Regions from separate parts of the Mus musculus genome. Here region 1 is linked to region 2. Evidence: chromatin loops called from intact Hi-C (ENCODE). Cell type or tissue: heart. All regions are shown on one strand. Links, peaks and the distances in the headings refer to the core of each region. The heading gives the core; the rest is flanking DNA.

What was found. Hi-C counts contacts between places; a loop is a spot of excess contacts. Peaks named below come from ENCODE experiments on the same cell type or tissue, not always from the same donor. Only the 100,000 strongest peaks of a DNase experiment are listed, where the experiment ranks them.
Region 1: a loop joins it to region 2, with 2.3 times the contacts of the local background. A loop is called at or near these places in 1 of 42 quality-filtered maps.

What each region holds. Positions count from the first base shown.
Region 1 is chr4:74,248,714-74,254,090 of GRCm38, forward strand. Kdm4c (lysine (K)-specific demethylase 4C) reads left to right here and starts at 3,166. Exons shown (of 22, transcript NM_144787.2): 1 at 3,166-3,373. In heart, for the core only: a CTCF peak has its summit at 3,163; a DNase peak (open chromatin) is centred at 3,108; H3K4me3 peaks cover 2,281 bases; H3K27ac peaks cover 1,726 bases.
Region 2 is chr4:74,393,930-74,399,306 of GRCm38, forward strand. All of the region lies in intron 20 of Kdm4c (lysine (K)-specific demethylase 4C), which reads left to right. Among named protein-coding and RNA genes, the nearest start is that of Kdm4c, 140 kb to the left of the region's middle. In heart, for the core only: a CTCF peak has its summit at 2,805 (motif pointing left); no DNase peak of the experiment used is centred there.

The sequences.
Region 1 (5,377 bases), core at 221-5,220, 150 kb before region 2:
TTTTTTTTTTTTTTTTTAATAAAAACATTTGTCACTAGGCAATGGTGGCGCATGCTTTTAATCCCAACACTTGGGAGGCAGAAGCAGGCGGATTTCTGAGTTCAAGGCCAGCCTGGTCTACAGAGTGAGTTCCAGGACAGCCAGCACTACACAGAGAAACCCTGTCTCTAAAAACCAAACCAAACCAAACCAAACCAAACCAAACCAAACCACACCACACCACACCACACCAAACCAAACCAAAAAAACCCCAAAACCCCAAACATTTGTCACACTTTTTTCTTTACATAGACACATATATGTGCACCCTCTATTTACAGTTCTCTCTCCTTCCTTCTTCCCTTCCTTCCTTCCTTTTCTTTCTTAAACCCAGGATATCTCTTCAGTTACTTTTAATTTAGACTAGCTCCTGGACTTTCCCCTCCCTCCCTCTCTCCCTCCCTCCTTCTCTCTCTCTTCCTTCCATTCTTTATTACTTTCCTTCTTTCTTAAGACAGGGTCTTACTATTTAGCTCCAGTTAACCTATATATAGCCAGGTTGGCTTTGAACTCAAGGTGAACCACCTGCCAAGTAGCTGGTACCATAAAGGGTTGTGGCACTATGCCCAACAAGTCTTGAAAAAAACTTCTGTTTTTTGTTTTGTTTTGTTTTTGAAACAATGTTTATCTTTGCACCCCTGGCTGTCTTGAAACTCCGTCTGTAGACTAGGCTAGGCTGGCCTTGAACTCAAGAGATCCCCCTGCTTCTGCATCCCTAATGCTAGGATGCAAAGCATACTACCAACCCCCCACTCCCCACGCCCGCCCCAGGGTGTGTGTGTGTGTGTGCACAGACGCAGCACTTTTGACATTGACTTATATTTCGGTTATACAGAGATGAGGAAAGCTCTTTTCTTTTCTTTTCTTTTCTTTTCTTTTCTTTCTTTCTTTCTTTCTTTCTTTCTTTTTCTTTTCTTTCTTTCTTTCTTTCTTTCTTTTTTTTTTTTTGTTTTTTGTTTTGTTTTTTGTTTTTTTTGAGACAGGGTTTCTCTGTATAGCCCTGGCTGTCCTGGAACTCACTCTGTAGACCAGGCTGGCCTCAGAAATCCGCCTGCCTCTGCCTCCCAAGTGCTGGGATTAAAGGTGTGCACCACCACGCCCGGCTGGAAAGCTATTTTCTTATGTTATGTTTTAAGCACACCTTCCCAGACTACACTTTTACTCATTAGTCTCATTATTCTCTTTTGTTTCCAAGGCAGTCTTGCTTTTATTTTCACCCCATTAATATGTATGCAAAGTGTGTGGTGTGTGTGTGTGTGTGTGTGTGTGTGTGTGTGTGTGTGCAATGTCTAGGGCCCATAAAAGAGATCATGAAGTCTTTGTCTCTCTCAGACTGCAACTGGGGATATACTTCTATCTCACTCCCCTCTCCTTCATTTCTTTTGAGACAGGGTTTCTCACATATATCCCTGCCTTTCAGCAACTCACACTGATCTACACTTGTAAATCAAATTGGCCTTGTATTTAGAGATCTGCCTTCCTTGTCCCCCAAGTGCTAGGATTAAAGGTGTGTGCCAGTACGTTGGCCTTGATAATCTCTGCTTAGCAAGGATAATAAGAGTACTTATTCATTGAACTATTTCAATTATTTAATAATAGATGTGCAATCTTTGTAGTTCACAAAACGCCCTAAAATTTAAGATATGTAACTATAGTTTTAGTATATTCAATTGCTTTGGAGTATGGTTGCCAATCTCTATAATATCCACATTGAAAAATTACCAGTTGACTATATATAAGTTAAGTAAGTTTAGAATTGTATTTTTCCAAACCCTAAGCTGTGTTTTATTATTATTATTATTTTTTTATTATTATATCTAAGTACACTGTAGCTGTCTTCAGATGCACTAGAAGAGGGCGTCAGATCTCATTACGGATGGTTGTGAGCTACCATGTGGTTGCTGGGATTTGAACTCAGGACCTTCAGAAGAGCAGTCGATGCTCTTTACCACTGAGCCATCTCTCTAGCCCCCAAGCGGTGTTTTTCCAGTCAAAGAAATATGGTGGTTAGATCTCATTATCTTTCAGTTAATTAACCATATCCCATCTGTCTTTACAGTGCTCCCCCTAAAAAAAAAAAAAAGAAATAAATTAAAAAAAACACATTTAAGTACATTTAAATAGTTATGTTGAGCTTTTTTTTTTTAAAGAGGTGATCAGTTTTTGAGACAGCATATCATGTAGCCCAGTCTAACTTCAGGTCTATGATGTGTTGAGAATGATCTTGAATTTCTAGTCCTCTGATCTCTGTTCCAAGTCCTGGGTTATAAGTATGCACCACATTCATTAGAAATCCTTGTTTTCTAACAACACGTAAAATGATGGTCCTGTGTGCTCACTTTTGTATATGCCTGGTCAGTAACTAGAAGAAATGCAACAAAAAAACCCAGATAGGAACTGTGGGACAGTAAAACCTGTTTAGCCTTTGCAAAACGCTTAGTGTTTAGGCACCTATCTGGAAGTAAGAGTTTGAGATCTGTGTGATTCCTCTGCGGTCTTGGAAGTCAGATTTACACAGACGTGTAGGAAGGTAACTCAATTCAGGATCCCTAATCAAGATTTCTCTAGTCTTTAAGTATTAGACCTTTTTGCTCAAGGGCAGGCTTGGTTGCTAGGAATTTGGGAACACTGCTCACTTGGGATCTCCGACTGAAGTAGGCTCAGAGGTGCAGCCCACTGGTTGGTGTACCGGCACAGGACAATGTCATCGTGAGTCTGGCCTTCCTGACCACCTCCACTCGAGGTAAAAATCAGCCAGCCGTTCTTGCACCGAGGGTTGCCATAGACTCGCACCGAGTCCCTGCAGGCGTGTTCGTGTACTATTTTATTTCAGGTCCAGCCCCTGTGGGAACCTAGTGAGTGATCCGACAAAGATCTGTTGCGCACCTGCTCCTTCTGCTTCGTCAGTGTTTTTCCTCCTTTGAGAAAGAAGAGGCGAGCTTGTCCCCAAGGCAAAAGGAAATACAGCACGGCAAGCGTAGACTAGGCAAGAGGCGGAAGTCTCGGCTTCAAGTCGGGCACCTTTAAGCAGTTTAGAGACCCACGTGACCCAGAGAGCGCCCGGCCCAGCGGTCACGTGGGGGCGCGTGCGCCACACGCAGGCAGAGGCAGCCCGCACAGCCTGCGCGCCCGCGCCGCCTCCCGCCCACCTCCGAGCCGGGAGGGAGGGGAGCGCGGCGGAGGGATTCCGTGGTGGCGCCCCGTGCGCGTGCGCAGCGAACAGCTGTCACCCAGTGCGGAACAAGTCTTCCAAAGATTCCCAAAACCCTCAGGGGAGGCCGCACTTTTCATCCCTTTCATTCGGGTGGCGTCTGGACCTCCGCCAGCGGCGCAGGTAACCTCTTCTTGGTCGGGACGGAGCGGGAAGGGTGGCGGCCTCGGTCCGGTCTTCGCAGGGCAGCACGGGCCTGGGCGCTCCGCGGTGCAAAGCAGTCAGCTGGGAGGGAGGAGGCGGCCCTGACAGTCCATTCTGGCCCTCGGGATTCGGGAGCTCGCTCGCCTGCCTCCCGGGAGCCGATCGGAGGTGCTGTTGCTCCGGACTGCCACGCCTGTGTGGTCTGGGGCGCCGACCGACCCCTCTGCGGCCGACTCCAGGAAGGCCGGGCCTGTGCGTCCTCCGAGCCTCCCTTGGGTCGGGATGTCCGGATCCGCGAGGTAGCAGGTAGCCCGACCCTCACTCGGGTTCGTTCTTGGCCCTAGCAGATGATCTTTCCCTTTTTCTTTCCTCCGTCTTGAGGCCATTTCTTTGTGCGGTTCCTGGGGGGAGCCATGATGCGGGGTAGACAGTGGGCGCTTAATAGATGCGACTTCGTTGCGGCATGTGAACTGCCAGGGAGAGAGGGCGTGTTGTGCGATGGGAATGCCAAGAAGGCAGGCGGTCTAGCTCGGGCTGGAAGTTGGTGTTCTCTGCTCAGCAGTGAAAGCAGCTGGACTCAGTTCTGAGGATTTTCTTGGGGACCCAGAAGGCAGCCGCCGGTGTGGCTGAGCCCGCAAGCTCGCACGTAGTCAGTCAGGTGCTCTGAGAGAAGACTTGGAAGACTTGACCAACTTTTTTTTTTTTTTTTTTTTTTAAATCTTGGACTCAGTACGGTCACTCACACTTGGTGATTTACCTAGTACTGCTTAGAAAGCTTACGTTAGAAATGAAGCAATTCGGAACCCGGGAGACGCTTTTGATAGGCTCGGTAAGCTTAGGTTAGCACCAATCTTTGCTGTATTTCACCCACTTGAGTTTTGCGTTTAAAAAGGGCGGAAGGGAGTGGAGCCTAACTCTTTCTATGGGAAAAGTTATTAGTATTCTAATTTAAAAGTGTGATGGTTAAAACTTTTGGTATTTTTGGTTGTTTTTTGAGTCAGGGTCTTATATGTAGTCCTGCCCAACTTAGAACTCTGTATGGTAGCTAACCTGGTGCTCCAGGAAATCCACCTGCCTCTGCATCACCAGTGCAGGGATTCCTGCTGGTCATATTTCTGCACTGCTACTGGTTATTTGTTCTCTAAAATTTACGGTCCGTTCCCACCGCCTGGAATATATAGCTCAAGTGGTAGGGCCAATGCTTAGTATCTGAACACCTTAAGTTCGGTCTCTAAGATTGAAAAAGAAAAAAAAAGAAAAAGGAAAAAAAAGTTCGTTTTTAAAATTTAAAAATTTTTTTTTACTATTGAGCATGTTCACTAATGTTTTCTTAAAGCTTGCTGGCCTGGTAACCTATCATGCTTTGTTTTGGAATGCACTGCCTAGTTAAGTAGTTTTAGGACCTCCTTCCCATTTTATTTTATTTTATTTATTCATTTATTTATTTATTTATTTATTTATTTGGTTTTTCGAGACAGGGTTTCTACCTTCCCATTTTAGTGTTTAGAGTTTACACATAATGTTTACAGTTCTCCACGAAATTGGTAATACAATAAAATTCAACGCTAAGGCTTGCTTTATGGTACTAAAAAACTTACTTAATTCCTCCCTCCCCCACCCCACTCTCTTTCCTTTCCTTTTGTCTTGAGACTGTCTCTTGTAGCCCACATAGATTGGTGAATTGGTGATCTTTGTCTCTACTTCTTGAGTGTTGGAATTACTTTGTTTGACTCAGACCTGGGGACTGAATTCAAGGCTTTGGCGCATGGTAGGCAAACTCTATACCAAGCTACATTTCCAGTCCTACATTCTGTAGCAAGGATTCTTACTGCTATACCCTTGATACCCGTTATTATTTACTAGATATTAAATGATAAAACAAGTACATTCTGTACTGTCATTAAGTTCAATATGTAATGCAGGTTTTTTAAAAAAATTCTCTTTGAAGCAGTAGTTCTGGCTGAGTGTTTAAGGCGATGGAAT
Region 2 (5,377 bases), core at 259-5,258:
ATGTGATTGTATGTGTATGTTTGTGTGATTGTATGTGTCTGTGAGTGTATGTCTATATGTGTGTGTGTATTTTTGCTTCTTACAATAGTCCTGCAAAATAGGGTTTATAAATTCTTATTGTACAACTAAGGGAAGGAGACAGCTCAGTGAACAAATTTTAACTATTTTCAGGAGGAGAACATATTTTTTTCATAGTTCGTAAGAGCATACAGCTGATAAAAAATAAGAGCCAGAAAGTTACTCTTTTCTCTGTCCTAATGAGAGGAAGCAGCTGTCCATGCTGGTAGTAAAGTTTTGCCTCTGTATACCTGAGACTTAGAAAAATTAGGACAGCCAGCATTGCTTTAGGAAAATTGTCTTCTTTTAATTAAAGTTTTCAAATGACTCAAAACAAAAGAAAGTAGTCACAGATAAGTAAGTTAAAGCTATGCTATCAAATGTCTAAATGAGAAGACATCTTGCCTACTTTAATGCTAAAGGAGCCATTTTGTTAGTAGAAAAGGCCAGGATGAACCCAGTTTTTATTCTCAGCCTTCTAGGCAGTAGCAACAAAGTATTTTTGTGACCACAGCCTGATTCCACCTTGTTGTAAAGCTTCATCTTATGTTAGTAGTATATGAATGTAAATGAAAACAAAAACATGTTTAACACGTGCTTCCATCTCTGTTTCATTGATGACTTTGAACCACTACATAATTTGACTTATCTTTTGACTTTTAAAGTACCACTCAGCCGGGCGTGGTGGCCCACGCCTTTAATCCCAGCACTAGGGAGGCAGAGGCAGGCAGATTTCTGAGTTTGAGGCCAGCCTGGTCTACAAAGTAAGTTCCAGGACAGCCAGGGCTAAACAGAGAAACCCTGTCTCGAAAAACCAACCAACCAACCAACGAAACAAATGAAGTACCACTCTATTAAAAGTGAAAAATACAGAAAATCAAAATAGCTGGAAGTTCTAAATCCTAGGAGACTTAAGAGTTGTAATATATCAAATGTCTACTTATCCCACCTATATATATATATATATATATATATATATATATATATGTGTGTGTGTGTGTGTGTGTGTGTATTTTTTTTTTTTTTACAAATATTGTTGTTGGAAATTCCTAAGCACCCACTATCCAGGCCTCAGCTAGGCCAGCATCATAGACTTTTCTCTAAGTCTCCTAAGATCTAAAAAAATATTTCAGAATTAGTTGCTGTCATTTTACAAGGAGTTGAAAATGTTTGTCTTTTAAAAGACACTGTTTTCACACACTGGTGCCATTTACATGCTATGAACTAGAGGCCTATTTGAATTTGGAAAAGTAATAATAGTTATGAAAGCTTCTTAATGTGTATTGAAGATGTGCCAAAAGATATGCTGGCCCTGGGAAGTATGACTGAAGTTCTGCACCAGGATCCTGTCACTCTGATTCTCTACTGATACCCTGGAGTGACTAGACTGGAGTATATATAAGATGTATAATCACTGCCTAGATGAGCAGTCACTGGAGAACCCAAGAACCCAGCTCTCCTTCAGGTAAATGTAGTCTCAGACAACAACACTACTGGGAAAAAGGAAAATGGCTAGGATTTGCTAGGAACACAAAGTAGCAAATTATCTTAGTACCGTATAGGACACAAGTAAAGTACATAATTGTCTTTGACTGCAAGGGATTGCTAATAATTCCTATTCTTTTCCTGTTAACTAGAGTCAGGCTCCTCCCAAGTAGTAGAGAGGAATATAAGCCCAAACAAATATAGCTCACCATGAAGACGTACATGAAACAAACAGAAAGAAGGAAAGAAAGGGGAAATAAAGACAGACTAGACATTCATCCCAGCAGATGCAAGAAATGCAACAATATCAAAATGAGCCATTCTGACATCTCAACAATACATTAACATTAAAAACCACTTACAACACATCAATATGAAAGCCCATAGATAATGGCATAGCTGAAATGCTAGAAAAGATTTCTGGGTCTTCTACAAAGGCTCAAGGGCCAAGTAGAGAACTTAAGAAAAGCAATTTGGGACCTAGGAAAGAAACTTAATAAAGTCCAAAAAGGTCAACAGTTGGGGAAAAAGCTCATGCAAGAACTGAGTGAGCAGATCTTTGCTCCCTCCTCCTCTTTTCTCCTAGGAGGCTGCTGGCCACCAGCATGACAGTACAAAGGAAGCAGAGGCCAAGAGCAGGGTTCAGAAGGCAGTGAATATGGTAAAATGACCTCCAGAGACCATAGCAAAGTTTAGTTTATTATTTCAGGGATAGCCAACCGCAGTTGGCATGTACCAGATTAAGTAGGAAGAATTGCAGACCCTAACTGGGATGACTGCCTTACAAAGACAGAGATCTTCAGGGTGAACTGCAACAGCACCTACCTGCAGATGGAGACTGAAAATCTCAAAGGCCAAGGTACAATCCTGGAGGCTGCATGAGCAGCGTGGGGAGATGGCCATTAAGAATCTAGCTGCATATGTATCAAAAGATGGCCTAGTAGGCCATCACTGGAAAGAGAGGCCCACTGGACAGGCAAACTTTATATGCCCCAGTACAGGGGAATGCCAGGGCCAAAAAGTGGGAATGGGTGGGTAGGGGAGTGGGGGGGGGAGGGGCATGGGAGACTTTTGGGATAGCATTGGAAATGTAATTGAGGAAAATACGTAATAAAAAAAAATAAGGAAAAAAAAAAAGAAAGAAAGTTAGAAGAAACAATTTACCGTGAAGAAAATAAAAAGAAAACTATTAATCTCTCATTTAAAAAAAAAAAAAAAAAAAAGAATGCCAAGCTGGGTAAGCTAGAGGCTGCCCTCTAATGGGCCCAGAAGTGTATAGCCAGGCAGCTTCAAGAGTACCAGGAAATGTTGAACAGTAAGCCGGGCGGGCCCTTGACATCAAGATCACCACTTAACAACAAGCTGCTGAAGTCCGAAGAGAGCAGCCTAGAGTCTGAGAGGCAGAACTTGAGTATCCATATGAAGATCACCAGCAGCTACTCAGGAGTACTGAACTCAGCTTATGGAGCACTCACTAGTCCTGGTTTTAGCTATAGAATGAGCTCCTTCCAGCCAAGCTCCAGCTCTGTCAGGGGCTACAGCATGTTTTTTCACACCAAGGCTGTGGTCATGAATAAGATTGAAACTCATGTTTGGAAGCTGGTGTCTGAGTCTTCTGATATCCCTCCCAAATGAATGGCCACTTAAGTTCCTGCCAGTCTGTGTACCTACAGCTACTCAGGGATTACAGGGGGGGCAGCTGTATCGCAGAGTACAGGGAACAAGAGACCCACCTGATCAAGGATCAACACTAACCCTCAGGCCAACCTTGGGAAGAATGTCCTATCTGGGATAGTCCTCCCTTGCCTTCCACTAAAACCCAACTCAGTTGTATTTTCCAAAAAAGGCTTCAGCTGGTTCTTAAAAAAATCCTATCCAGCTATAACCCTGTGCTTTACAACCACAACCTCCCAGCAAAATACTGATGATAATGGCACAAACGTTAGGGGAGTAACCAAACACTTTTCAGTTGGATTTACGGCCTGCTCCATGAGCTAGAACCCATATCAGAAATCTGAGACTAGATAGGTCATGAGCCTACGGGAAATGACTTCTGCTACCATACAGCTGTACCCATCAAACAGAGCATGAATCATCCTCATCAGAGAAACAACTTCTTGAGGTATATGACAACACAGAGACACACAACTGGAAAATGTACAGAACGTGTGCAATTGTAGAGTGCTCAGGGAGAGTGTCTCAACTCTAAGGAAAAAATGGTGCCTTTTGTTCATATGTAGTAATCTTTCCTGATAATGTTAAGTTTTCATAGAGCATTAACTCTTTTAACTTTCTGTTTTTAAATTACTTTTTAAAGTGAGCACACAAGTAATGGATTTCTGCCATTCATGGAAATAGGCCAATTCACTTTGTTCTTACATTTTTCTCATCCCTGTCTTTCATGTTTGTGTTCTTTTCTTATCCTCCAGATACCACTCTTCTGGTTTTACATTGCTATGTGTTCCATTGCCATTTCTCCCATATTCTCTTAACATCATCTTTACCTTCAAGGTTCCCTGTGAACTTATCAACACACACATACACACACACCCCAGATAGAAATAAATTTAAATCTAGATTCTTCATAAGAAAGAAAATATGTAATATGTGTCTTTGGGGGTCTGAGCTCCTTTGCTTAATACAATAATGTCCAGTTTCATCCATTCTTTGGCAAATGACATTATTTTATTTATAATGAATAAATTTCTTTTTATGTTTGCCTCAGTTTCTTGGTGTTTGTTTGTTTGTTTGTTTGTTTGTTTGTTTGTTTGTTTTTCAAGACAGGGTTTCTCTGTGTAGCCCTGGCTGTCCTGGAACCCACTCTGTAGACCAGGCTGGCCTCAAACTCAGAAATCCGCCTGCCTTTGCCTCCCAAGTACTGGGATTAAAGGCGTGTGCCACCACTGCCCTTTGCCTCATTTTCTTTGTTCACTGGTAGATATATACTGTGGTTCCATTTCCTTGCTATTTTGAATACCTACAGAAATAAACATGGATGTGCAAATATCCCTGTTGTATGTTGACTTAGTCCTTCAGAGATGCACCAGGAAATGGTATACACAGATTATATCATAGTTCTGTTTCTATTTTTGTAAGGAGCCTTTATACTGAGTTCTATAGTGTCTGTACTAGTGCACAATTCTACCAGTAGTGTCCTGCTTTTCCCACATCCTTCTAACATTTGTTGCTATTTGCTTGCTTGATAATAGCCATTCTAACTAGAGCAGGAATCTCAGACTGGTTTTAATTTGCATTTTCCGGATAGCTCAGAATATTGAACAATTTTTCAAGTATTTATTGAGCATTTGTATTTTTTCTGAGGGTAGTCTATTCATTTCACTAACTCATTTAATAATGACTTTGGGCTTAAAAAAAAACTTGGTTTGATATCTGTTTGCTCTATTTTTCATTTTTTTTAGTTCTTTAAGTATTCTGGATATTTTCACCCGATGTATAGTTCTCAAATAACTTTTCTCATTTTTGTAGGCTGTTTTTTTCTTTCTTCTAATAGTTTCTGTTAATAAGACATGATGCTAGCAAGCCCAGCCCATCTTAATGCAGGACTTGCCACTTTTCAGAGAAATTATCTGATCAGCCCTCATTTTTCTTAGTTGGTTTTGAGATATTAAAAATTTCATAGTTCATATTTTAAGTCTATCCTCTACAACAGTCTTGACTATTTCTCAACTTGCTTTGTTCTTAGTTGGGTAAGAAAATGCTCTTCTAGTGTCCCTGACTTTGGGTCATTCTATATTTTCTCAGTTAGAGCCCTTTACTTCCCTACCTCCCAATACTCATAATTAATTGGAACTCTTGAAAAATGGCCAGGATTTCT